Regions from separate parts of the Homo sapiens genome. Here regions 2, 3 and 4 are each linked to region 1. The links are chromatin contacts, found by Hi-C or POLR2A ChIA-PET in ENCODE. All regions are on one chromosome and are shown on one strand. The core of a region is the stretch at or near the end of the contact, and the rest is flanking DNA. Distances in the headings are between cores, read along the strand shown.

Region 1 (6,706 bases), core at 3,321-5,820:
AAGACAATGAACAGCTTTCTAGCCTTTAACTTATTCAAACATTAAGAGTTAACAGACAATCCTTGCATTCCTACACAGAACTTCCTTTTCTCTGAAAACAGAGGGTAGAGCCCAAACTTAACCACAAGAGGAGAAACTGCTACATGTTGGCAGTTTTGACAGAATAACTTAAAAACATTTTTATTCTTCTTCCTTCTAAATGTTCATACAACATGATTTCTCAATACGAGACAAATTTCATGCTAGAGTTTAAAGGATAAGAAACTAAAGCAAAGACAAAAGGTAGGCCAGATGCAGTGGCTCACACCTGTAATACCAGTACTTTGGGAGGCCGAGGCAAGAGGATTGCTTGAGCTCAGGAGTTAGAAATCGGCCTGGCAGCTGGGCACGGTGGCTCACCCAGGCACGGTGGTAATCCCAGCATTTTGGGAGGCTGAGGTGGGCAGGATCACCTGAGGTGAGGACTTCGAGGCCAGCCTGGCCAACATGGTGAAACCCTGTCTCTAGTAAAAATACAAAAAGTAGATGGGCATGGTGGCAGACGCCTGTAATCCTGGCTATTCGGGAGGCTGAGGCAGGAGAATCTCTTGAACCCAAGAGGCGGAGGTTGCAGTGAGCCTAAGGTTGCAGTGAGCTGAAGGTTGCAATGAGCCAAGATTGTGCCACTTCACTCCAGCCTGGGCAAAAGAGCGAGACTCTCTCAAAAAAAAAAAAAAAAAAAAAGGAAGAAACTGTCTGGGAAACACAGGAAGACATCATCTCTACTAAAAAAAATTAAACAAAATTAGGCAGGTGTGGTGGTGTGTACCTATAGCCCCAGCTACTTGGGGATCTGAGACAGGAGGATGGCTTGAGCCTAGGAAGTCGAGGCTGCAGTGAGTTCTGATCATGCCACTGCACTCCAGCTTGGGTGACAGAGCAAGACTCTGGCTCAAAAAAAAAAAAGAGGCTGGGTGCGGTGGCTCAAGCCTGTAATCCTAACACTTTGGGAGGCCAAAGTGGGTGTTCATCTGAGCCCAGGAGGCTGGACAACATGGCAAAACCCCATCTCTACCAAAAATACAAAAAATTAGCCAGGGGTGATGGCACGTGCCTGTAGTCCCAGCTACTCGGCACACTGAGATGGGAGGATCACTTGAGCCTGAGAGGCAGAGCTTGCAGTGAGCTGAGATTGTGCCACTGCACTCCAGCCTGGGTGACAGAGTGAGGTCCTTTCTCAAAAAAAAAAAAAAAGAAAAAAGGAAAAAAAGTATGCCAAGAGTTTCTGAAAAGGTTAAACAAAAAGTTACCATGTGATCCACCAATTCCTAGCTATATTCTAAAACAACTGAAAACATGTCCACACAAAAAGTTGTCTACAAATTCTTTACAGAAGCATTATTCATAATAGTCAAAAGTGGAAATAATCCAAATGTCCATTAATTGATGAATGGATAAATAAAATGTGGTATATCCACATAACAATTATTCAGCCATAAAAAGGTTTGAAGTACTGTTACATGCTACCACATCAATGAACCTTGAAACATTATTCTAAGTCAAAGAAGTCAGTCACAAGGGGCTACATACTGTATGAGTTCATTTATATGAAATGACCAGAATAGGCAAATCCATAGAGACAAAGTAGTTTTGTGGTTGCCAGGGGGTATGGGAGTGACAGCTAAGGAGTTCTTTTGGGGGTGATGAATATATACTTGAATTAGACACTGGTGATGGTTGGACAACTCTATGAATATACTAAAAACCACTGAATTGTAAACTTTAAGGCATGACTTTTACGGTGTGTGAATTATATCTCAATAAAAAAAGTCACATGCCAGGCAGCACAGTGGCTCACACCTGTAATTCCATCACCGGAAGGCAGAGGTGGGAGGATCTTTTGAGCCCAGGAGTTGGAGACCAGCCTGGGAAACGTAACAAAACCCTGTCCGCACCCCCGCCAAAAAAAAAAAAAAAAAAAGAAAAGAAATCATCTGCCAAAAAGATATAAAATCAGCAAGTAAAAAATACAGACGACAGGTGGCATCCCTTCCTCTCTGCTCTTCTCATGCTTCTCCCATGCAAAATCCTTGACTAAAGTGCCATATATTTTACAGTTATTCTGAAAATGACTGGAACCCTAAAAATATCCAAACCACCAAACAAAAGCAGCTGCTTACTTTGATAATATTTTTGTACCATAGACCTTCCTTAAAATGCAAGTTGACAGAGGACTTATGCCACAAACCCAAACATGCACAATCCACTAGAGTTAGCTTCGAGAGATGCTGTTGTAACTGCCACTGGCACAAAACACATTCCCAAAAGAGACTCACACTCACAAAAGAGAACTACATTATTACTCAGTCTAGTCAGAAGGCAATGTCATCAGGAACCTAATTGTGATCGATGTTCATTTAGTGTTTTCTGTCTGAAGCCCAAGACAATGGGCCTCAAAAACAAAACAAAACAAAGCTCATAATAAACTAAACCACAGAAAAGCATGTCCTGTATTTAAATTGTTGGATATAAAATTGAAAAAATACAGGTTTGAAAATTGAATACTGAACCATCTAGGGTGTAATCACGATTTTTTTTAATGCATCCAATATCAAGAGAAATTAATTACTCCCAGGTGCTAAACTCACTCATTTAGTGTCAACTCTGATTCTTAATTGCTAATACAAAAACAATAATCATGGTCATATAGAATACATCTTAACTGACTGAAATGTTAGATGGTATTTTAATATCTTTCTTTTCATACAATGTCTTACATCTAGAGTCCCTATTTCAAAATAGCAGAAGGAATAATGCAGATATTTTCAAAGAGAAATAGAGATGAGTGCATTGAAAGGCCTTGAAAAGTATTCACCAAATCAGCATAATCATATCTAGATTCTGCTTCCGGTTTCGCCACTAAAATGCAAATGATGTCTGGCCTACACTGGCTTTACAAATATTTTTAAATATATAAAACCCGGCCGGGCGCGGTGGCTCACGTCTGTATCCCAGCACTTTGGGAGGCTGAGGCAGGTGGATCACGAGGTCAGGAGTTCAAGATCATCCTGGCCAACCTGGTGAAACCTCCTCTCTACTAAAAATACAAAAATTAGCCGGGTGTGGTGGCGCAGACTTGTAATCCCAGCTACTCAGGAGGCTGAGGCAGGAGAATCGCTTGAACCCGGGAGGCGGAGGTTGTTGCAGTGAGCCGAGATAGTGCCACTGCACTCCACCCTGAGCGACACAGCCAGACTCCGTCTCAAAAAAAACAGATTATATATATACATACTTATATATGTTTGTATATGTTTTATATATATATATAAAACCCAAAACATGTTGAGTCGTTAATGATGAGAATATCCAAAGACACTGTTAGCACAGCACTTTTCTACCATTTTCAGGTTATATGCAGCAAGGAAGTGCTAAGACGACCAACTAGATTAATATCAAGTATGACCCAGAGAAATTCAGATGGAATCCCACTCACTCAAAAAGCACTTATTAAGCAGTTGCGTTAATAGTACTCTGAAGATTATCCGTCCTATCGCCAATTGGCAGCGGGTTATATCTTTTTCTATATATATTCGAGGGTATAGAGAAACCATATGGCTTTCCTGTATCTTTGATAACTCTTGCCCTGTGAAACAGATAACTGCACCACTTGAAATTATATTTAGCTTTTCCTTTCAGCACTCCTCTCTTAAAATCTATTTTTCCATTTCTCTATACCTTTGTATTCCCTCTCTCAAGGAAAAGGAAATCATTTTCCTTCTGCTCTTCCAACATAGCTTCACCTTCACCTTAAATTTTAAACCTTCTAGAACAGGATTACTCTAAATGATTTTTTAAAAAGCATTCAAGATCGTATGACATATTATTCAGGCATTAACCGCATTTATTGTCAAATGCTACTGCTTCTCAATCCCTACCTCTCCCTCACTCTCGCCCCTTAGTCCTCCCCTTCCAATATCCATTTTGTCTCCACTTTCAGCTCTCCCAGGTCACTGTCCCACCTCTTCCTCAGGCTCTCTAAAATCAATGCCTCCCCGCCTACCCACCGCAGGTTTTTTACCAGTCTCCTCCTCCCCCGACTCATCACTACCCGCATGACCCCCTCGGATTCTGCTCTGGTCCCTCACTCTCCCAAACTTCGGAGGCCACCGCTACTCCCATCGCTGCCCCACAGTTTAGTGAACGCTCCTCACACCCTCCCTCCACCCCCAAAACTTCCCCTTACGACCTCCCCAACTCCCACCTTCCCCGTTCCCAGACTCCATTAGGTCTCCTTTCAAATGAATGCCTCTTCCCTACTCCAGAGTTTTCGGACAGTCCCACCCCTCAAAGCCCTCCCAGCCTTCGCCCGGCATCCGCGCCACCCCCGGGCCCACAGCGCCCCTGTGGGTGTGGCCCTCCGACCTGCCTCCGCGCCTCACGCAGCCCCTCAAGCCGGTGACCCAGCTCCCGCCGGTAGCTCTGCGCTGCCTCCACGTTCTCGCGGGCCTCCTGCAACAGCAGCTCAGGCTCCAGCTCCATCGCCCCCCTCATCTGGCCGCGCGGCCGGCGAAACCTAGCGCGGGTTCCCGACTGCACCGGGCGCCTCCAAGCGGCCCGGCGCGGCCTCGCGCAGGCGGAAGCACCGCCCAGCCCCGCCGCCCCATGCCCCACGACGACCTTGATTGACGGGCGCACGGCGGCGCCTCGCGCGGGTGGCGTCCGGGTCCCAGCGCCGCCCGCCCCGCGGCTCACCCCGCCTCTTCCGTGCTGCGGCACAGCGCCGCTGGTTGGGCCTCCTTGGGAAACGTGCTGAGGCCTGGCAAGGTTGATAACCCGCACCTTGCCAAGTGCTTCTCACAGCTCATCGCATTCTTGCCTGACCTTCAGCCCTACCTGTATCTCCATTGCTCAGATGAGGAAATTGAGGGATAAAGGGGGGAATCGGCCGGGCGCGGTGGCTCACGCCTGCAGTCCCAGCACTTTGGGAGGCCGAGGCGGGCGGATCCCTTGAGCTCTGGAGTTCGAGACCCAGCCTGGGCAACACGGCGAAACCCTCTCTCACCAAAAATACTACTACTATTACTATTACTACTACTACTACTGCTACTACTAGCAACACGTAGTGGAGCACGCCTGTGGTCCCAGTGGATCGCTTGAGCCCGGGGGCCGAGGCTGCAGTGAGCTGTAATGGAGCCACTGCACTCCAGCCTGGGCGACAGAGCGAGACCCTGTCTCTAAATAAAAAATACTTTTTTTTAAATTAAAAATTTTAAAAAATAGCGAATCGACTTTTCCAAGCCGCAGAATTTGAGCCCAGATCTGATGACAAAAGCCCTGGTCCTTAAGAGCAGAGCAGGCCTTAGGGGAATTTACTAAGACCCAGGTGTCAGCGGGGAGCAGTGGCTCACGCCTGTAATCCCAGCACTTTGGGAGGCCGAGACGGGTGGATCACTGAGGTCAGAAGTTCAAGAGCAGCCATGGCCAACCTGGTGAAACCTCATCTCTACTAAAAATACAAAAATTAGCCGGGTGTGGTGGTGGGCGCCTGTAATCCCAGCTACTCGAGGGCTGAGGCAGGATAATTGCTTGAACCGGGAGGCAGAGGTTGCAGTGAGCCAAGATTGTGCCACTGCACTCCAACCTGGGCAACAAAGCGAGACTCGGTCTCAAAAAACAACAACAAAACCCAGGTGTCACCACCCAGAAGCTCGTGGACGAATGGGGGATCCAAGAGAGAGGCCCAAGAGATGACCAGCAGGACAGCAATTCTGGCACAAGTCCAAGAAGGGTGTTGGCAAGTGTTATCTGTAAGGACCGTAGTGAATAAGCTGGGCTTGGGCTTGCCAGACCGGAAGGTATCTGTCACAATAGGTGTGACTGTATGTAATAAAACCTTATGGGCAGGGCATGGTGGCTCACACCAGTAATCTTGGGAAGCTAAGGCAGGAGGATTGCTTGAGCCCAGGAGTTTGAGACCAGCCTTTGCAACATGAGGAGACCTCCTCTCTACAAAAAGATTTAAAAAAAAAATTAGCCGCGGGTGGTGGCGCCCTCCTGTGGTCCCAGCAATTCAGGAGGCTGAGGTGGGAGGATTCCTTGAGCCTAGGAGTTAGAGACCAACCTGGGTAACATAGCAAGACCCTATGTCTATAAAAATAAAAATAAATAAATAAATAAGTAAAATTACAAGGAAAACTTCCATAAAACCAGGACATGAATCTTGGTCTCATTCAACTTTGTTTTCTTAGTCTGATGGAAGGCAAGAAGTGTGTATCTAACATATCTACACTATACCCAAAAACAAAACAAATAAGAAAATTGAAGGAAATATTCTAAAACTGCTTACCCCTAGACTTGACATTTTTAGATGCATTGTTTTTAAATTTAGAGCATGAATTCCTAAAGAGTAAATGTTCTCGAGGAAACTGGTTTAGAAGTAGATGTCAGCTAGCCATCAGACAGAGTTTTACAGAGATATCTCCATGGCATCACATTGGTCCAGAACTGACTTTTCAAGTGTACCCAGAGGATTCCAGGGAACAGACTCTTGCTAATAAGACTCACAAGAAACAAACTAAGCAGCTTGCCAATTTATTTATTTACAACAGGAATATAATTGTTGAAAAAAATCACAATAGCTGGAAAATCAAGTTATAACCAGAGAGTTGGATTCAGATCAGAATACGTTGGTCATCTGGTCAGCAAAGGCTTTTTCCCTCTCCTGTCT
Region 2 (7,245 bases), core at 89-2,588, 240 kb after region 1:
TACCTTTGCTCTGGTCTCCCACTTGGAGAGAGAATCTTTGCATTCTTTTTCTTTGAGAAGGAGTCTCGCTCTGTCGCCTGGCTGGAGTGCAGTGGCACAATTTCGGCTCACTGCAACCTCCGCCTCCTGGGTTCAAGTGATTCTCCTGCCTCCAAGCGATTCTCCTGCCTCAGCCTCCTGAGTAACTGGGACTACAGGCACGCACCACCACACCCGGCTAATTTTTTTTTTTTTTTTTTTGTACTTTAGTAGAGACGGGGTTTCACCATGTTGGCCAGGATGGTTTCTATCTCCTGACCTCGTGATCCACCCTCCTCAGCCTCCCAAAGTGCTGGGATTACAGGTGTGAGCCACCACGCCCGGCCCAACCTTTGCATTCTTAAGGATAATCTGATTGTTTCCACTTGGACAGCTTGGCGAGGAGGAGTGCTAACTCCTAGAAAGCTCCTAATTACTGCCAAGGTGAGCGAAGTGAAAAGTTGGTTCCATTTTCTGCAGAAAGGGTCAGTTCATTTAATTCCAGCAAAAAACTGGCTTCCAGGAGAAAAAGGACTGTTTAAAGGTCTGTGTCAATTATATGGTGATTATGAAATTCATGCTATGACTAATCCAGTGGCTCAATCTATGATTATCTGACACGATCCAAGAATCCACAGTGTAACAGGCTCTATGACTCCATTAAAGAAAAGTCAGTTTAATTCTGTGCTATGCTCCAGATTACTTCTCTCCTTTCCTAGATCTCCTCTATCAAAGAGAGTAGACGTTTATAAAATGGTGTCTGAATTCAACTCAGTGTCCTGGAAGCCATATGAAATATTTTTTTCATGGATGACTCAGAGCTTGGGAATTCCAGTGTGTTGCTTTATATAATCTGAAGTACCATAAAGACCTTTGACCTAGAAGACTTCCTTTGTTGCATGTGTATCTTTTCCTGTAATTAGAGTCTATGATTAGACTACAGGCCATCATGACAAGCCTTTGCTTTCCAAAGCACTCTATTTTTGGACCTTCTAATTTGATTTCTTAGGAATACTATATTTTGTAAATATTAACCAAAATCCATTTTTAACAAGCACCTACAAGCATCCCAGTTTCAAAAATCAGGAAGCAAAAAATTTTGCCCAAACTCTGTGGTCACTGACAGTGTTTTGGAGAAGAGTCTAACAATCTCTGAATTGTTGCAACTTCCCAGCGCCTTTCAGAGACAAAGGCCCGTGGTTCCTGTACACATTTTGTGTCTTGTGGCCCAGCTTTCCTGGCTGAAGCTGAGTGGACCAAGGATTAGTGACTGATGAAAAAGCTGCCATCTGTAGGTTAGACAGCAGCCATGAGATGTCCTCGTAAAAGAGCCAGGCAGAAAAGGGGCGCCCTCTACAGGATGGGCTCTGGCTGACTCAGTTTGACTGCTAGAAATACTAGAATCATCAGTCAGACAGAGAGGAAGTAAAGACAGTCACAATAAAGGTAGAAGTCTAGAGTCTGCAGCAAAAGGCACCTGTGCTGAGAGGACAGCAAGATAACCAGATATTTGCCTTGTATCTCAAATGCCTGTTGGTTTTATTGATCTCCTCATCATTTCTCTATGTAACCTCTGAGTCCTCATTGATTGACAAAGCTAGAACTTGCTTTCCTGAAACCTGTAGTAGGCTGAGTAATCCCTAATCCCCAGAATCTGTGAATATCACCTTATATGACAAAGGGACTTTGAAAATGTGATTTATATGAAGGATCTTGAGATGGAGAGACAACCCTGGATTATCCAGGTGGGGCCAATGTAATCACAAGGGTCCTTATAAGAGGGGGCAGGAGGGTCAGAGTGATGAGTAGGAGATGTGCTCACGGAAACAGGAGCTTGGAGTGATGTGAGGCAGGGGCTGTGAGGCAAGGACTGCAGGCAGCCTGCAAAACTGAGAAAGGTAAGGAAATGTATTCCCTTCTGAAGCCTCCAGAATGAGCCATTTCTGCAAACACTTGGCTAAATCTCAGTGAAACTGATGTTGGACTTCTGACCTCCGGAACTATAAGATATACATTTGTGTTGTTTTAAGCCACTAAATTTGTGGCATTTTGTTATAGCAGCCATAGGAAACTAGTATACCAACTGACAGACTAAGCCAGAGGTCCAGCATTTTCTGTCCTTTTTTATGGAGGAAGACAGACAATAAGTACCTTAAGCACTTGACCGTTCTGCCTGTTAGCATTGTGAGAAGTTCTCTGATCTGCTTTGAACAGGTTATTACATTTTGCCAGAAAGATATAAGGGAGAAAATGGGAAACTAGGCATTGAATAAAAATGACAAGAGAGTGGCCAATGGGGCCACAGTCGCTCAAAAAACACACCGTAACGGCAGTCCATGGCTGGGTGCCATAGCTGACACCTGTAATCCCAACACTTCGGGAGGCCAAGACAGGTGGATTGCTTGAGGCCAGGAGTTCAAGACAAGCCTGGGCAACATGGTGAAACCCCATCTCTACTAAGAATACAAAACATTAGCCGGGTGTGGTGTTGCACGCCTGTGGTTCCAGCTACTGAGGAGGCTGAGGTGGGAGAATCGCTTGAACCTGGGAGGTGGAGGTTGCAGTGAGCTGAGATTGCAACATTGCACTCCAACCTGGGAGACAGGGTGAGACCCTGTCTCAAAAAAAAGAGCAGTCTTTCTAAGGAGAAAGAATTTGATGTTATATTTTTAAAACTACTAATGACAATGAAAACAGATAAGAACACTGGTAAAACTGAAACCACACTTCACCCAGGGCTGTACCCATCACACAGTAATTTTTCATTAATTCAAAATCTGTCTGGAGAGATATCCCAATGCTCTTGTTAATTACTTCTTTCAAGGCATTCTTCTCATTGTAATTGAGCACTCCCCTGGGTACCATCCTATAAGTAAGTACATTAGTGCCTATATACAACCTACCGAGCCAAGTACTTATACACACAAACTGGCTTTCTGGCTCACCTTTCAACTCTCCCATTATAATTTCTAGAGAACACTGCCAGGTAGGCTTGCCTGTCATCCTCAATAAAGACCCAAGTGAGGATTCTTTTCCGTAAAGCTTCAAGTTTAATTAGCTCATTCTGCTAGTTCCTTAGAAAAGGCTTTCTGCTGCCAAAGAAAATTAAGCTTTTTTTAAAAAACAAAAACAAAAACAAAACAGGTTTCAACTCATTCGGTATATTTTAGGATAAATATATTTTGAAGGCAAGGGCAAAGTTTTTTTGTTTTTGGTTCTGTTTTTGGTTTTGTTTTTGAGTCGGAGTCTCACTCTATCACCCAGGCTGGAGTGCAGTGGTGTGATCTTAGCTCACTGCAACCTCCGACTCCCGGGTTCAAGCTATTTTCCTGCCTCAGCCTCCAGAGTAGCTGGGACTACAGGCACGCACCACCACGCCCGGCTAATTTTTGTATTTTTAGTAGAGACAGGGTTTCACCATATTGGTCGGGCTAGTCTTGAACTCCTGACCTCGTGATCCGCCCACCTCAGCCACCCAAAGTGCTGAGATTACAAGCATGAGCCACTGCGCCTGGCCAAGGGAAAGGTTTTTATACATATTTTTATTTATCCCTTAGTAACCTGAATATGACTAATAAAGAAATCTTGACCAGTGCAGTGGCTCACACCTGTCATCTCAACACTTTGGGAGGCCGAGGTGGGCGGATCACGAGGTCAGGAGTCCACAACCAGCCTGGGCAACATGGTGAAACCCCGTCTGTACTAAAATACAAAAAATTAGCCGGGCATGGTGGTGTGCCCCTGTAGTCCCGGCTACTCGGGAGGCTGAGGAAGGAGAATTGCTTGAACCCAGGAAGCAGAGATTGCAGTGAGCTAAGATCACACCACTGCACTCCAGCCTGGGTGACAGAGCAAGATTCTGTCTCAAAAAAAAAAAAAAAAGAAATCTTTATACTATAGTAATAAGGATTATTCTGATAGTTACTGTATTGATTGTTTTGATAATTACTGTGTTCTTAGTTGCAGACAACAGAATTCACTCTAGCTAGTTTCAATAGAAAGGGGTTACAGCAGGGTATTAGGTAGCTTATGGGATTTCCAGCAGTGCCAGAGAAACAGGTGAGGATACCACACAGCCGGAAACAACCCCAGCAGAAATGCCCAGCCATAAACAGGGCTGTTCTCACAGAAGCCCCACTGCTGCTGCTCACCATTCAATACCTGTGATGCTGGGGGCTGGACAGTGAGGCTTCTCTCAAGGCTCTTTCACGGTCATGTCTGCAAAAAGATGGACCCAACTACATGTGCTGCCACTTCACTTAAATGACCTTCATCTTCCTGGAGCACATAGGCATCTGCTGGGCAGAACCTGGGTCATAGGCAGAACCCTAGCTACAAAAGAGTCCAGACACTGTAGGTTTTAGAAATGGTCAAAGCAGATATTGTGTGGACCCATTCGTGGAATCTGCCACAGTGACCATATCGATTTCAGGCAATTTGTAAGTAATGGTAATCATGAGAGTTATATGAGAATAATGGCTAGCAATTTCCAGTGCTTTGTAGCACTTAATATCTTATAAGCATGATTTCATTTAATCCTCAAAGCAGCCCTATGAGGTAGGTACTATTCGTATCCTTGGATTGTAAGTGAAGACATCAAAGGACTAGAGAGGTTAATTCACTCACCCCACATCTCATGGTGGTAAAAAGCCAGGATTCAAACTCAGCTCTGTCTGAATGAAAGTCTGTGCTTTCAGCTAGTATACTGCTAATGCTTTACTAATTATTATTTTTAGTTTATCTTCTAGGAGCAGCTTGACTATCTAATCTGGGTTTACCACTTCTGGAAGACTTTTTACCCACAGTGGGACTCTGATATTTGTGTAACTGGAAATGGAAATGAGATCTTCTGAATGTGGAATGCAAAGGAGAGGGTACGTCTCACCAATCCTGGGTTATATTACCTTTGTGTCAGATGTAAGGTGACAAGCCAAGCATAGGACATGCACCAAGTGGAAAAGTCCACTGAAAATTTTATCTTTGAAGAGAACAGAAAAAGCATTAAATCTCTATATCTGGTACAGTCTATATGGGTTGTTTTATCTGAAAGGGGAAGGAGGAATGCTTTAAAAAAAAAGGTAACCTTAACTCTAGGCAAAACTTAAATTATTTTCTTCTCTTTCTTCATTTCTAAAGCTACAGCCAGTCAGACAAGATGGGACATGTAGTGTTGCACAATGATCCTGCTGCATTTTCAGCCTCCAGGCTGAGAAGCAAGTGCAATTAACATTCCAAGGTGGGAGTTATTTCCCCACCATTTGAGCCCTGCAGCATCTTATTGTGATTACAAAGGCTGGACTAACTGGCTTTGTCAATGTAATGTATACACATTAAACATATACAGACAGTTCTTGAAAAGTTATAAATTCAAACATTCCATAGTATGTGGAACCCAGTAAATTATAGAATGGGAAATGCTTTCAAAGGAGCACCTGATTCAGCATCCTCCTACCTCTTGTTTCTAATTAAAACAAAAAAAAAAAGAAAAAGAAAAAAGAAACATAAAAACAACGGCATTGTAGTCATGCTTTAATTTCATTCTAAACTTGTGTCATCCTGTTGAATTGAGGCCCACAGGGAACAGGGCCCAGCAAATCCCTGGACCTCCTGGTATTTGGTATAAACATAGCAGCTAACCTGGACTGGCTTCCACAGAGCTAAGACATTTTCTTTTTTGCACACAGAGCAGTATGCTCCAAAATTATATGTACATGTTGCAAAAGTATATATTTTGTTCCAAATATATGCTCTAAAATTATATATAATATATATATATTTTATATATATATAATTTCTTTGAGTCAGGGTCTTGCTCTGTTGCCCAGGCTGGAGTTCAGTGGTGTGATCATAACTTACCTCAGCCTTGAACTCCTGGGATCAAGCAACTCTCCTGCCTCAGCCACTTGAGTAGCTTGGGCTACAGGTGAGTGCCCCCATGTCCAGCTAATTTTTATGTTTTGTAGAGATGGGGTCTTGCTTTGTTGCAAGGTATCTAACTCCTGGGCTCAAGTGATCCTCACGCCTTGGCCTCCCACAGTGCTGGGATTACAGGTGTGAGCCAATGCACCTGGCCATGAACACATAGTTTTAAAAATACTTATTTGTTTAAATGTATATTAAGAAAGACATATAATAGGTCAAACATGAGATTCGTGGATGTTATTGCTCATAGCAAGGCTAAGATTTTAAAAAAGAAGGGGGAATCACTGAAAGGAATTAGATAAATAAATAACATGATACTCTAGCAAAACCAAAAACGTTGCAGGTGGTCCTGGAGTGATGAAAGTGAGGGAAGCCATCGAAGAGAACAGTGCCTGGATTCAAGTGCCTGCTCTGTCCCTGACAGGCTGGAAAGATCTTGAACAAGTCGTCTCCCCCTGATGAACTTCAGACTGTAAACTAAGAGGATGTACTGGGGCAATGTTGAACGTGGGGTGTGTTCTTCCTTGTTCCAGGAGACCAGGGCTTCCCATGGTGTCTCAGGCACTGGGCAGGAAGAAAGGTGAGGCTTCCACTCCCAACAGCTTCAACTAGAGGCAGCTTTCACTAGCTTTACAAATGCAGCTTCTTACAGAAGTTGGTTTGAAAATAAGGTTTCATTGGTTAAAAAGTCTGAAAATGTTCTTCTCAGCCCCAAAATAGAATATTTATATACTACGCTTTTGTAAACGATAACTAACCAAAAAGCTAATGATATCAAAATAAGTTCAGCTGGCGTGCGGCTTGTTTCAGGAAGTCTGTTCAAGAGGAAAGTATAGCCAAATAATAACAGATAATGTGTTTGATCACAGGCTATCCCAGGCACTGAGCTATATATACTAATGAATCTTGGAAAAACAAAACCAATAAACAAAATAAAACCACCACTAGGAGGTACGTTTTATAAATAACTCCACTTTACAGATGAGGATACTGAGGCTCAGAGAAGTGAAGTGGCTTGGCTTAGCTCACCCACTTTGTGCACAGTCAGGGTACAAACACAGGCAGTCTGACTCCCCTTAACTGTATCACTGTGTCGCCTCGCAGGAGGGCAGAGAGAGGTGCCTGGTACCTGGGAATCGGCGATCTCTAGCAATACAGATAAATACCCCATTTAGTGCACATTTCAGGCTACCCAGCATCCATGACCCAATTTTCAAAGATTTTCCATTCATCTAGTTGTTAGGCAGTGGTGGTCCGGGCATGCTTCTTTGGCCAGGCCAGGGATGATTTCTGTTTCATGGTACA
Region 3 (6,611 bases), core at 3,781-6,280, 150 kb after region 1:
CTCCTGAAGGTAAGGGATTATAGAAATTGTGTCAACATCTCAGCAGAATTCAGGCCCCTCCCATAAACTTAATTTTGTGGCCTTTCAATGGTTTTACAAAGGTGGTTTCAGCCCCCTGAATAAGGAAAGGATTAGTTTTAGGGAGGGACTATTATCATCCTGGCTTCTAATTTAAACTATAAACTAAATTCCTTCCACGGTTAGCTTGGCCTACCCCAGGAATGAGCGAAGACAGCCAGCCTGTGAGGCTAGCAGCAAGATGGAGTCAGCCACGTTACAATAACACCCAGAAAATGAGAAAGTGAATACTTCTTTTTTTATTTGATCTTTTTTAATTTATTTTTATTTTATTTATTTATTTATTTAATTTTTAAGTTTTATTTTATTATTTTTTTATTTTATTTTATTTTTTTATTTATTTTTATGTATTTATTTATTTATTTTTAAAGTGAATACTTCTAACGACTTTTGTAACACAAGTGTTTCAAATTCTTTTTTTTGTTTTTGAGATGGAGTCTCGCTGTCGCCCAGGCTGGAGTGCAGTGGCGCGATCTTGGCTCACTGCAGGCTCTGCCTCCCAGGGTTCACACCATTCTCCTGCCTCAGCCTCCCGAGTAGCTGAGACTACAGGCGCCCGCCACCGTGCCTGGCTAATTTTTTTTTTTTTTTTGTATTTTTAGTAGAGACGCGGTTTCACCGTGTTTGCCAGGATGGTCTTGATCTCTTGACCTCGTGATCCACACGCCTCGGCCTCCCAAAGTGCTGGGATTACAGGTGTGAGCCACCGCGCCCGACCTCAAATTCTTGCTTTCAACAAAAATTAAAGAAAAATCAAATCAAGTTGTTAATTGAGAGATTATCACTATATGACTTTTTTGCATATATCTCAAAAAGTATTCAACAAAATGAGTGACAATTTTGTCATCTATTTATACATGTGAACAAGATTTCTCGGCACACATAAAAACATAAAAGAAATAGAATTTATTGCAAAAGTTTGTCTATCATTAAGTAATGTTCATTCATAGATAAATGCTTCTTTTTTTGACAGAGTCTTGCTCTGTTGCCCAGACTGGAGTGCAGTGGTGCCATTTCAGCTCACTACAACCTCCGTCTCCTAAGTTCAAGCAATTCTCCTGCCTCGGCCTCTGGAGTAGCTGGGACCTCAGGCCACCATGCCCAGCTAATTTTTGTATTTTTTGGTAGAGGCAGGGTTTCACCAGGTTGGCCAGGCTGGTTTCAAACTCCTGACCTCAAGTGTTCCGCTCACCTTGGCCTCTCAAAGTGCTGGGATTACAGATGTGAGCCACCGTGCCTGGGCATAAATGCATTTTTGAAAGAAATGAGCCCATCTGTCTTATTAATAGCTATCATTCCAATAAAATGTTTACTGTCTTTAAAAGTTATTTTATTTATATAAAAGTTATAAATTGCAGCATACTTTTCTTTTGTTTGACTGCTAATAGTAATTATATTGATAATTAAATCCAGGGGAAAAAATTTACCAAGAGCCTTTTTGTCACAGGAAGTTAAGAAGAATTAAAAATTTAATACACATACATACTTTTGTTGTAGAGAAGTATTACAAAGTGATAAAAGACTTTCATGCATGAAATATATTGCTTTGGAATGTAATTCTGTGGAGGAAATGGAATGGAAATACAAGTTCAGAAAGATAAAAGAATGACAAAATTTCTTTTTTTTTTTTTTTGAGACGGAGTCTTGCCCTGTTGCCGAGGCTGGAGTGCAATGGTGCCATCTTGGCTCATGGCAACCTTCACCTCCCGGGTTCAAATGATTCTCTTGCCTCAGCCTCCTGAGTAGCTGGGATTACAGGTGCCTGCAACTACGCCCAGCTAATTTTTTTTTGTATTTTTCGAACTCCTGACCTCATGATCCGCCTGCCTCGGCCTCCCAAAGTCCTGGGATTACAGGCATGAGCCACCGCACTCGGCCAAGAATGACAAAATGTCTGATGTAGGCTGAGCGCGGTGGCTCACCTCTGTAATCCTAGCACTTGGGAGGATGAGGTGGGCGGATCACCTGAGGTCAGGAGTTCGAGACAAGCCTGGCCAACATGGAGAAACCCTGTCAACATGGGGAAACCCCATCTCTACTAAAAATACAAAATTAGCCGGGCATGGTGGCGAGCGCCTGTAATCTCAGCTACTCCGGAGGCTGAGGCAGGAGAATGGTTTGAACCCGGGAGGTGGAGGTTGCAGTGAGACGAGATTGTGCCACTCCACTCCACTCCAGCCTGGGCAACAAAGTGAGACTCCATCTCAAAAAAAAAAAAAATCTGATATAAATGAAGAATTTGCTAATATATTTTTACTACCAGAGCTGACCACTCTCCCCCTTCCCCCTTTCTTTCTTTCTTTTTTTTTTTTCTTTTGAGACAGAGTCTTGCTCTGTCGCCCAGGCTGGAGTGCAGTGGTGCGAACTCAGCTCACTGCAAGCTCCGCCTCCTGGGTTCAGGTCATTCTCCTCCCTCAGCCTCCTGAGTAGCTGGGACTACAGGCTCCCGCCGTCACGCCCGGCTAATTTTTTTTGTATTTTTTAGTAGAGACGGGGTTTCACCGTGTTAGCCAGAATGGTCTCAATCTCCTGACCTCATGATCCGCCCGCCTCAGCCTCCCAAAGTGCTGGGATTACAGGCGTGAGCCACTGCGCCCGGCCCCCACTTCCCCCTTTCTTATAACCACTGCATGATTTTGCATAAAACTTTTAGGGCGTGTCCAAGAAAAAAGTTTGAAAACTACTGGTTAACTCACTCTTTCCAGAAACTTGGCTGTGAAATGGAGAAGAGGAGAGCTGGTTCCAGGGAGGCTCAGGTCAAAGGTGATTTTATTTTATTTTTTAATTTTTAATTTTTTTGAGACTAGGTCTAGCTCCTTCCCCAGGCTGGAGTGAAGTGGTGTGATCACAGCTAACCACAGTCTTGACCTCCTGAGATCTCATGGCTCATTACAGCCTCCACCTCCCTGGCTCAAGCAATCCTCCCACCTCAGTCTCCTGAGTAGCTGGGATCACAGGCCTGCGCTACCATGTCTAGGTAGTTTTTGTATTTTTTTTGTAGAGGCAAGGTTTCACCATGTTGCTCAGGCAGGTCTCGAACTCCTGAGTTCAGGCAATCCACCTGCCTCAGCCTCCCAAAGTGCTGAGATTACAGGCATAAGCCACCACGCCCCGCCAGTGATTTCATTTTTTAAGTTGGAAGATCTGAGCATGTTTAAGTGTTTAGTATCATGCCCGTTTTACAGAAAAAAAGAGGCTCTTAGAAACTACGATTTTACTCCGATGCGGAGATTCTAGAACAAGATCCAGGTAATACATCAGTCAGGATAGGCTAGGTTATGCTGTAGCAGCACACACCCACTAAATCTCAGTAAGCTGAATACATCCTAGTTTTCTTCTCCCTCTTACTACGTATCCTAGGGTGCGTTGGCAGGGAGTCTGCTCATCTTAGCCACTCAGTGACCCAGGTCACCGGATGATGGTTTCATCTCCATAATTGGGGCAGCTGGCAGAAAGGGATACAATGGCCGGCTCAGTCGCCTTTAAAGCTGGTGGGAAGTAACATATTACCTCTGTGTGTTTCAAGTGGGTCAGGGAAGTGCCAGTCCTACCATGTGCCCAGAAAGGGAAAGCACTGGAAACGTTGATGAGCAGCGCTGCCTACTCCATGACACTTCCAGTATTAGAAATAACCACAAACGCTTTTTTTTCTTTCTTTTCTTTCTTTTTTTTCTTTTTTTTTTTTTTTTTTTTTTTGAGACGGAGTCTCCCTATGTCGCCCAGGCTGGAGTGCAGTGGCGCAGTCTTGGCTCACTGAAACCTCCGCCTCCCGGGTTCAAGAGATTCTCCTGCCTCAGCCTCCCAAGTAGCTGGGATTACAGGCATGCGCCAGGGCGCCTGGCTTTTCTTTTCTTTTCTTTTTGTATTTTCAGTAGAGATGAGGGTTCACCATGTTGGCCAGGCTGGTCTTGAACTCCTGACTTCAAGTGATCCAAAGGTCGGCTACAAACTTGTATTATCTGATACCTACTTTGAGCCCAGGCCAGAAAGGATAAAGTAAAGCATGAGACGTTGTTAGTTCATTTCAACAGATTGGGGAGTTGTGGGTTTTAGTCTCTGACGCTTCATTGTTACCATGAGAGCCTGCAAGTTTTTCTTTTTTCTCTTTTTTTTTTTTTTAACCTCTTTGGGTCATCTGGGAGGACGTGGTGCTCTTTTAGCTCTAACATTTTCTGGTTGCAATGCGTTTAGGACTGGGATGCGAAGTGAGTGAGTGAGTGAGCCTTCTCAGGAAAACACTTTCTAGAATTTTGTCCGAGTGTCTGTTGGGAAACGCGCTTACATCCCGCAGAAGGCGGTAAGGACACAGCGCACAACTCTGCATTATACCTGCGAGTTAAAAAGCCAAGGGTTCGCTCACTCAACCTTGAATGCGCGTCAGAATCACCTGGGGGAGGTTTTACAAAATACCCGTGCTCCACCCAAGACAATGAAATCAGACTCCCTGCGAGCGGGGCCGAACATCAGCATTTTTGAGGACGCTCCCTGTGGCTGTGCATCGGTGATCTTTAATCCCCTGCTACTTGTTAGAGGAGCTGGATGACACTTCGTGGGCTCATTCTCATAAATAAGCTGCTGAATGGAGTCCTCTCCTCCCAAGAGTTGTCGGTGTTGCATCTTTTTTGTTGTTTATTTTTTTTTAAGCCAACGGACGAAGACATCCAACGGTGCTGCATCTTAATGGAGGGACATCCAGCTAAAGGGAATCTTGGAGACCTCCGCGGGTTTCTAGCAGCTCGCGGCATGTTGGTTTCCCAGGGCAAGAGGCCGCCACTGAAGGTCAGCTCTGTCTTTCCAGCTGGGCACTGGAGGCTCTAAGTCTGTTTTCAGCAGGATCGGAGGAAGGAGACGGGGTGGCGCCAAGGAAGGAGGAGAAAAGGCGGCCGAGAAAAGGAGGAGGGCAAGGGGAAGAGGAAGGGCGAGGGAGGAGCCTGAGGAGACTCGCCCGGCTCAACCCCGACGTCCGCGCCCCGGCCGCCTGTTGGCCATGGCGGGCCTGGGCCTGGGCTCCGCCGTTCCCGTGTGGCTGGCCGAGGACGACCTCGGCTGCATCATCTGCCAGGGGCTGCTGGACTGGCCCGCCACGCTGCCCTGCGGCCACAGCTTCTGCCGCCACTGCCTGGAGGCCCTGTGGGGCGCCCGCGACGCCCGCCGCTGGGCCTGCCCCACTTGCCGCCAGGGCGCCGCGCAGCAGCCGCACCTGCGGAAGAACACGCTACTGCAGGACCTGGCCGACAAGTACCGCCGCGCCGCACGCGAGATACAGGCGGGCTCCGACCCTGCCCACTGCCCCTGCCCGGGCTCCAGTTCCCTCTCCAGCGCGGCCGCGAGGCCCCGGCGCCGCCCGGAACTGCAGCGGGTAGGGAGGCCGGGCCCGCAGCTCCCCTGGCTCCCCCGGGCTGCCCGCCGCCTGACCCTTTCCCATGTGGCTCGAACCCCTTTCCTCAGCCGTTCTACTTTTACGTTCCTTTTCTCAGTCTAAAAGTCGAGTTCCGCTCTTCGGAGGCACTTTGGAAAGTTCATAAAAGTATGAAGAAGTAGAAAAAAACAAATTCCCCATCTTCCGAAAGCTTGTCAACTTAGCTGTTACACAGCTTGGCATATTTCAACTTCTTCCCAATCGATCTTCGGTCTCTTTCTCTGAAACTTGTAAAATTGTGGTAAGATCTATATAACATTAAAACTGGCCATTTTAACCTTTTTCTTTATTTCTTTGAGACGGAGTCTCGCTCTGTCGCCCAGGCTGGATGGAGTGCAATGGCGTGCGTGATCTCGGCTCACTGCAACCTCCGCCCCCCAGGGTCGAGTGATTCTCTTGCTTCAGGCTCGAGAGTAGCTGGGATTACAGGCGTGCGCCATCACGCCCGGCTAATTTTGGTATTTTTAGTAGAGACGGGGTTTCGACATGTTAGCCAGGCTAGTCTCAAACTCTTGACCACAGATGATCCGTCCGCCTCGGCCTCCCAAAGTGCTGGGATTACAGTCATGAGCCACAGCGCCTGGCCTCATTTTAACCTTTTATTTTTTTGAGACGGAGTTTTGCTTTGTGGCCCAGGCTGGAGTGCAGTGGCGCCATCTTGTCTCACTGCAAGCTCCGCCTCCCGGGTTCACGCCATTCTCCTGCCTCAGCCTCCCGAGTAACTGGGACTACAGGCGCCCGCCACCACGCCTGGCTAATTTTTTGTATGTTTTTTTCTTTTTTTAAAAAATAGGGACGGGGTTTCACCGTTGTTAGCCAGGATGGTCTCGATCTTCTGACCTCGTGATCTGCCCGCCTCGGCTTCCTAAAGTGCTGGGATTACAGGTGTGAGCCACCGCGCCCCGCCTATTTTAACCATTTTTAAGTGTACAATTCAGTGACAAATTAGTTACATTTCCTGTTGTGCAACTATCACTTCTGTTTCCAAAACTGTTTCATCATCATAAACAGAAACTTTGTACTCATTAAGCAGTAACTCCTCATTTCTCCTCCCTCTAGCCCCTGCTCACATCTAAGCTACTTTCTGTATCTGAGTTTGCCTGTTCTAGATATT
Region 4 (7,089 bases), core at 1,810-4,309, 220 kb before region 1:
CTAGTTCTAGATCCATGAGGAATTGCCACACTGACTTCCACAATGGTTGAACTAGTTTACAGTCCCACCAACAGTGTAAAAGTGTTCCTGTTTCTCCACATCCTCTCCAGCACCTGTTGTTTCCTGACTTTTTAATGATCGCCATTCTAACTGGTGTGAGATGGTATCTCACTGTGGTTTTGATTTGCATTTCTCTGATGGCCAGTGATGGTGAACATTTTTTCATGTGTCTTTTGGCTGCATAAATGTCTTCTTTTGAGAAGTGTCTGTTCATGTCCTTCGCCCACTTTTTGATGGGGTTGTTTGTTTTTTTCTTGTAAATTTGTTTGAGTTCATTGTAGATTCTGGATATTAGCCCTTTGTCAGATGAGTAGGTTGCGAAAATTTTCTCCCATTTTGTAGGTTGCCTATTCGCTCTGATGATAGTTTCTTTTGCTGTGCAGAAGCTCTTTAGTTTAATTAGATCCCCAAAATGGAGTTTCTTATGTCTTCCTCTTTCTACATAGACACAGTAACAGTCTGATCTCTATTTCTTTCCCCCACAGAATGCAGTAGCATGATCATGGCTCACTGCAACCTTGACCTCTGTGGGCTCAGGTGATCCTCCTATCTCAGCCTTCCGAGTAGCTGGGCCTATAGGTGCATGCCACCACTCTCGGCTAATTTTTTGTAGATATGAGGTTTCGCCATGTTGCCCACGTTGGTTTCAAACTCCTGAGCTCAACTGATTCCTCTGCTTCAGCCTCCCAAAGTGCTAGGATTACAGGCATGAGTCACCATGCCCAGTCCTTGAATGGTTTTAAAGTGTTATTCTTATCTGAATATTTGTTTTAAACAATAGTATTTAAACTTACAAGAAAGCCTAAATACAAACCTCTGCATGTTAACCCTGTATACATTTTTCTATGCTGTCACTTACATTTTTGAATGTACTGCTTTAAACTTCAAAACAAGCAGTCTCCCCCAGGTCTCCCATCACCTTCTGAAATACTAACTTACATTAACTAATATAAAGCTACAAATTATGTTAGTTGGGTGGCTGGAAACAAAGAATGTGCCATAAAAATAAGGCAAATGTGAATGTGTACATCAGTTTGCTAAGTTTTTTGCCACTGTTCAGCCTCTTAAATTGTGGTAGCAGCTATTGTTCACATTGATTTGTATATATCTGTAGTACAAGGAAGCATTTCTAAAGGACCTTGCTCATTGTTCTGCACAAAATAGCCACTTAATATTTGTTGAATGAATTGCTGGCACTATCTCTGGTATTTTTATTTTTATTTATTTATGTATTTATTTTTGATACGGAGCCTCATTCTGTTGCCCAGGCTGAAGTGCAGTGGCGTGATCTTGGCTCACTGCCACCTCTCGGGATCAAGCGATTCTCGTGCCTTGGCCTCCCTAGTAGCTGGGACTACAGGCATGCGCCATCACGCCTGGCTAATTAATATATATATATATATATTTTTTTTTTTTTTTTTTAGCAGAGACGGGATTTCACCAAGTTGGCCAGGCTGGTCTTGAACTCCTGACCTCAAATGATCCGCCCGCCTTGGCCTCCCAAAGTGTTGGGATTACAGGGGTGAGCCACCCTGCCCGGCCTATCTGTGGTATTTCTAGTGTGATGTCTAGAACTTCATATACTTTTTTGGATTACTTTAATTGTAAGGCTGTATCCAAACTGATGAAATGCTCTCAGAGGTAACTATCTGGAGAGGTGACTACACTGATGCATTAAAAGAAATGACTGGCATGGAATAAGGATTAAAATATATTAATCCAAAACATTTAAAATTGCATTAATAACAGCCTAAAGCAAAACTAATGAATCACATAAAAAATCTCCCACGCTGTTGTTCTTAGTAGTTTACATTGTGCTACATACTTTCGCATGCATATGCATACAACTTCTATTCTGTTTTTAAACTTTGCATTACATATACATTCTTCCATATTATATGATCTTCATAAAACTTGTCAGTTAAATGGCTGCATTAAAAAGCATGCGGTTCATGGACCATTATGCTGTTCCCTCATTCCTTTTGTTATTAATGGAATATAGCAAAGAACATCTTCCGTACTATTATTTATTTGTCAAGAATAGGGCCAGGCATGGTGGCTCAGGGAGCCGAGCCTGAGAGCACTTTGGGAGGCCGAGGCAGGCGGATCTCTTGAGGTCAGGAGTTCGTGACCAGCCTGGCAACGTGGGGAAACCTAAATGTCTCTACTAAACATGTCTCTACTAAAAATACAAAAATTAATGGGGCGTGGTGGTGCACACCTGTGGTCCCAGCTACTCCAGAGGCTCATGTGAGAGTATCACCAGAGCCCAGGAAGTTGAGGCTGCAGTGAGGCGTGGTCACACTACTGCACTCAAGCCTGGGCGACAGAGGGTGACCCTGTCAAAAAAAAAAAAAAAAATCCTAGCAGTAAAGTTACAAGGTCAAAGGATAAGGTACACATTTAAAAAGAAATTTTCTTTCTCCTCCTGAGATAACTAAATACAGCAGTGTATGAACAACCCTTCATACATTACTCTCCAAGGTTTATCTTGTTAATCCTTTCAGATGTTATCATCTCCCTATCCTTGGCTGCACCTGAAAAGAGCAGGAGCCGGCAGGTAACCCGATCGCCTCCCCCAGGTGAGTCTCCGATGGAGGTGTCAACTACAAGACCAGGAGCAGAGCAGTCCTGGGGCTTTGCTGGAACCATTGGCGTGGGAATGCTGTCTCTTCCCTCGCCCGAGAGACGCCAGATTCCCAGCGGGCAGCGGACTCGGTTCTAACCTTCCTCGCCCCAGCCTCTAGGAGCGCTCTGCACGCAGTGGGCGTCTAATAAATGCAGTCGGCCCTGCTTGGACAAAAGCTCTCCTTAAGTGGACCGGACACTATGCCCCTCCAGGTGCCAGAGTTGTCGCCCCCGCTGCCACTTTGCTCCCTGCGCGCGTTCCGCGTGAGACCCTCGGCGGCACCTCACCCACTCCCTGACGGCCGGTGCCAGCCCGGGGCACCCTGGGTACTCTGCGCGCGCCCGCTGGCCCCGCCCGGCCCCAACGGCCCCAACTCCCGTCTCCTCCCAGTCCCCCGGAGCCGACCAGTGGTGGCGGCAGCCCCAGGTCCCGGGTCCCTCAGACAAAAAGGCGGGTGGAGGAGGAGTAGCCGAGCCCAGAGTCCTGCTCCGGCGCCGCCGAGCACCGCCCGCCTCAGCCGACCAGCCCCGTCGGCTACTGGGCCTAGCCTAGAGGAGAGGAGGGAAAGGCCGCGGAGGCCGCGAGGAGACGGCTGGGGCGCCAGCGGCCGGCTGCCGCCTAGTTGTGCTGCCCGGACCAAGGAAGGAGAAGTGGGAGGAGCGGGGAGCTCAGCGGCTCAGGACGACGACGCTCGCCACATCCGGGACCCTCCGGCCGTGGCGGTCGCAGCGCCGGCAGCTCGGGCCTCAGCCCCTGCCTCTGTGGTGACTCCGCCGCGCTTCGACGTCGCCCCTGTCCCCGTCCCGCCCGCCGCCCCCGCCAACCCCGCCGCCGGGGACATGTCCAACCCCTGAAGCCGGAGGAACGGGCCAGTCAGACTGCGCCCGACAGGTGATGGGGAGCGGCGGCCGGGCTGGGCAGCCGCCGGGTGGGCGAGCTGGCGCGGGGTACCTGTTGACTTGGGAAGGGCCAGGATCGCGATCAATGGTGAGTTGGGGGTCGGAGGAGTAGGAAGGCCTAGTTCAGGGAGAGTAATTGGAAAGCCACTCGCTCTGGTTTGGACATTCTTTAAAAAGCCGAGGATGACTCGGGGAGGCGGGGTAGTCTTTTGTGGAGGGGAGGATACACCCGTTCGCATCGCAGCGGATTTCGGGCTGAAAAGTCTTGGTCAAGGAGCCCGACGCTGCCTCCCGGGGCTCGGGGAGCAGCAGCCCCTGGGCTACGGCCCAGGTGGGCTCGTGAAGGGGATTATTGAATCCGGTTGCAGACTGCGCGCAGTAAACACTCCTTAAAGATGGAGCGCTTAACGGGAGGGTGTACGTGTGTGTTCCCGGGTTGTTACCTTGCACACCCACTTATGCCCGCTTGCAAAACCTTTACTCCCCGCCTCTGGCCACCGTTGCCGGGGCCGCACACCTTAAACTCAGGTCTCTCTGAGGAGAGGAGACTGAGGTTGACTTTTCCCATGTGCCTGTCTGATCCGACGGCTCGGGCTCATTGTACACTGTGTTTTGGAAGTGTCTGATTGTAGGGTGGCATGTTTGGGGTTGTACCTTGTAGGCCGCAGAACTTGTGTCACTTCTAACTCCAGACCTGCTTTAAAAACACACTTTTGGAGGCGGGTAGGGGGTACTTTTCTAACTATGTGCTCATACAAACTTTAGAGCAAACTTTCTCTTACTCTCCCCACCCTCCCCCTTCCTTTTTCTAAATGGAAAATAATGTCCGGAGGGGTTGCTAGATAGAAGACTACACTTACAAAGTGTTTATGATTCCAGGCGCATGAAATCTTTAACATTACAGGTACATTTTTGCTTACAGTGCCATTTTTGGTATTCTTACATGGACATGTCACCCCCATTTTAGGAAAACTTGTATTTGGTTTGAAAAGGAATTGAAATCACGACGTTATCCTACCTTCACCATTTACCCCTGATAAATTGTCCACGTTTATATTCCGATGAGTGGTGAGAAAGATAATTTTCCGTAGAGGATTTGTGTGTGCGTGCACGTGTACGAATAAACTGTAATTATGTTTGTCCACACTAGACTTTGAGATTTATTTGAGCTAATTTTGTGGTTGAATGCCTGTGTGTCACATCCCAGTACAGCTAGATGAAAACTTGCAGTGAATTTGGTATTTGAGAATTTATCTCGAATGTCTGTTGGCTGCAATTTAAATAATATACGACCTTCATGACAGTTTTGCTTTCCCTAGGGAAAAATGCAGGGAATCATTAACTGAGTGGTTCTTAATGGAAAACCTGGATTGGAGGATACTTGTATTTCCCCCTACTCCCCCCCATTCAATGTCCTTATATTGGGAGAAGTCAATGGAAACCTTTTTAGGGGATCTTTGTTGCTTTAGAGTTTATCTGTTGCTATCTGGAATCAGTGATCATCGAAAGAACATGCGATCCCAGGTGTGCAGAAAGCATCAGAAATAAGCTGTTTCCATTTACTTCCCTCAAGGCTACATAGAGAAAATGAGGGAAAAAATAGGGATTTTGATTTTCTGCAGATAAAATGAGTTGAGGTTTTTAGTATGACTCAGTAGATCTTAAAGTGTTTATCTGTGGTTTCTGTACTGCCTATGATACATTATAAAAATTTATAAGTAAAGTTTGTTAAGAGGAAAGATTATGCTTATATTTTAGGGGAAGAGGGAATATTGAACTACATTTATAGAGTGATTTTGTTTCAGGTTTTTCTGAGGATTTTTTAAATACCCTGTGTCCACTTAATAGGAAAAACAGTTTGAGGTACTCTGAGTTTCTTACAACTATTTGTCTCTGAATAGTTTTCTCTTAAAATTTGACAAATGTTAAAAACATTGTCCTTCCTCCTTTGGTTATAGTGGAGTCTTCTGTTTTGCCAGGAAAGCGAACATTTTTTTTTTCATTTTTGTTCATCATTTACAAATTAGATGGGATATATTTTAGCAAATAGATCTCAAGAGCTGGATTTAATTAGCAGCTTTTTAGGACATAAACATTAAAGGGTTAGATGGAAAAGATTGTTTTGACTGACAGGATAAATGACAGGGCTGTGTTTGATGTGCGTCCAGGAATTGGTCTGGAGCTGGTGCCCAACTTCTCAGTCCATCTTGAGAAGCCAAATAAAATACTTAACCTAGGCCTCATTTTGTTTAAAAAAAAAAAAAAAAGTTGATTCTTTGTTAAGACCTTAAGAAATGTTTGGCATACCTTTAGACTAAGTGTTTAACAGTTCATTTAGACCTGGGTTCCCTAATAGAGGAAAAAAAATCACTTAAAAAAAGACAGATCCCACAGTGAATTTATATTTGGTTTACAATACACTTGGGCTGTAAGATGTTTTAAAATTATTGTTCTTTGCTTTAAGTTAATACCATATTAGTATTTTAAATTTATAGAGTACCTTTGATTTCAATATGCTGTATAAATTTTAGTTACTTGGTAATAACCTTATTGCGGAATTGCCTTTTTACTGAAAGGTATAAACATTTCTTGCATGGTGACACACACACACACACACACACACACACACACACACTCACACACTCACACACTCATACACTGTCTTTCTGAAATATTTGAACCGTGAGAGCTCTGCCCACAATTGATATTAGACCTTTCCACATATTATTCTTAAAACCACAGTCAGTGAATTGTTTGGTATTTGTCAATGCTAAGAAGGTGGGACTAATTTAATAATTTGATCCCAAATTTTAGATTCCTCAGGCAATTGGGGGTTAGAATCCAATTTCATCCATCAAGCTACTTCTGTTCTTTGTGACACATTAACATATGATCATTAAAATGGGCTGTATGGTAACACTATCAACTTCAACTAATATTTCTAGAACAAATTGATTATAAAATGTATAATTTCTATACCATTATACCTATATGACTGTCAGATACAGGCTTTTCTTACAATGGTTTGGATAGAAAAATATTCTTTACAGTAAAAACTTTAGGATAATTTTCAGACCATTATTGTTTTTGAAAACCAAAGGCTGCAAAAAGCAGTTTAATGTAATTTCTAATATTTTAAATTCTTAGGTATGGAGAAGTAGAATAAGATTACTCCTTCAGAACATTTATTTCAGATCTTTTTATAAATTTAATGTTTTTGTATGCTGCTTCTCATATTATTAATTTCAAAGCCCTTGGCAGTAAGGAGGTTAACCTTGTCTATAATGTAAGGAAATTTAACTTTAAAAATTTCCCTTTATATATGCTAGCGTCTTAATCTTGTTTCACTACATATTTTATTAATTCAAGGCCTTGAAAATTATGGCTTTATTCTATTACACAGGTTTTTAAGTATGCCTATACACCATAATGACGTTATTTATTTATTTATTTATTTGAGATGGAGTTTCGCTCTTGGCTGGAGTGCAGTGGCGCGATCTC

The links. A loop is a pair of places that touch in the nucleus more often than their neighbours do. ChIA-PET counts read pairs that join two places held with the same protein, here RNA polymerase II (POLR2A). Pooled maps may share reads with other maps.
Region 2: a pooled map shows a loop between it and region 1 (2.5-fold over the local background). The contact joins the enhancer-like site here to the promoter of CRLF3 in region 1. A Hi-C loop is called at or near these places in 3 of 50 pooled maps. POLR2A ChIA-PET finds 5 or more read pairs at or near these places in 3 of 52 experiments (T-cell, activated CD4-positive, alpha-beta T cell and activated T-cell).
Region 3: a map of CD14-positive monocyte shows a loop between it and region 1 (4-fold over the local background). The contact joins the promoter of RNF135 here to the promoter of CRLF3 in region 1. A Hi-C loop is called at or near these places in 4 of 168 maps with a recorded cell type or tissue (B cell, CD14-positive monocyte, GM12878 and 1 more), 21 of 37 single-sample maps with no recorded cell type and 17 of 50 pooled maps. POLR2A ChIA-PET finds 5 or more read pairs at or near these places in 8 of 52 experiments (A549, B cell, MCF 10A and 5 more).
Region 4: a map of heart left ventricle shows a loop between it and region 1 (7-fold over the local background). The contact joins the enhancer-like site here to the promoter of CRLF3 in region 1. A Hi-C loop is called at or near these places in 4 of 168 maps with a recorded cell type or tissue (OCI-LY7, chondrocyte, heart left ventricle and 1 more), 15 of 37 single-sample maps with no recorded cell type and 16 of 50 pooled maps. POLR2A ChIA-PET finds 5 or more read pairs at or near these places in 1 of 52 experiments (Caco-2).

Annotation. Positions count from the first base shown.
Region 1 is chr17:30,820,122-30,826,827 of GRCh38, forward strand. It overlaps CRLF3 (cytokine receptor like factor 3), which reads right to left and starts at 4,571. Exons shown (of 8, transcript NM_015986.4): 1 at 4,402-4,571. The coding sequence starts at 4,530. RefSeq lists a silencer at 4,483-4,862 and an enhancer at 4,570-4,864.
Region 2 is chr17:31,067,158-31,074,402 of GRCh38, forward strand. No RefSeq gene overlaps it. Among named protein-coding and RNA genes, the nearest start is that of MIR4733, 24 kb to the right of the region's middle. Within about 2 kb of position 1,339, at least 13 of the 41 ENCODE cell types and tissues checked have a DNase peak (open chromatin) inside an H3K27ac peak, as active enhancers do.
Region 3 is chr17:30,966,009-30,972,619 of GRCh38, forward strand. It overlaps RNF135 (ring finger protein 135), which reads left to right and starts at 5,031. Exons shown (of 5, transcript NM_032322.4): 1 at 5,031-5,437. The coding sequence starts at 5,066. RefSeq lists enhancers at 4,167-4,256, 4,317-4,376, 4,445-5,006, 4,657-4,906, 5,007-5,568 and 1 more and a silencer at 4,987-5,526.
Region 4 is chr17:30,597,337-30,604,425 of GRCh38, forward strand. It overlaps the pseudogene SMURF2P1-LRRC37BP1 and the pseudogene SMURF2P1. Among named protein-coding and RNA genes, the nearest start is that of GOSR1, 120 kb to the left of the region's middle. RefSeq lists a silencer at 2,946-3,425. Within about 2 kb of position 3,060, at least 40 of the 41 ENCODE cell types and tissues checked have a DNase peak (open chromatin) inside an H3K27ac peak, as active enhancers do; they include OCI-LY7 and heart left ventricle, where a contact is called at or near this core.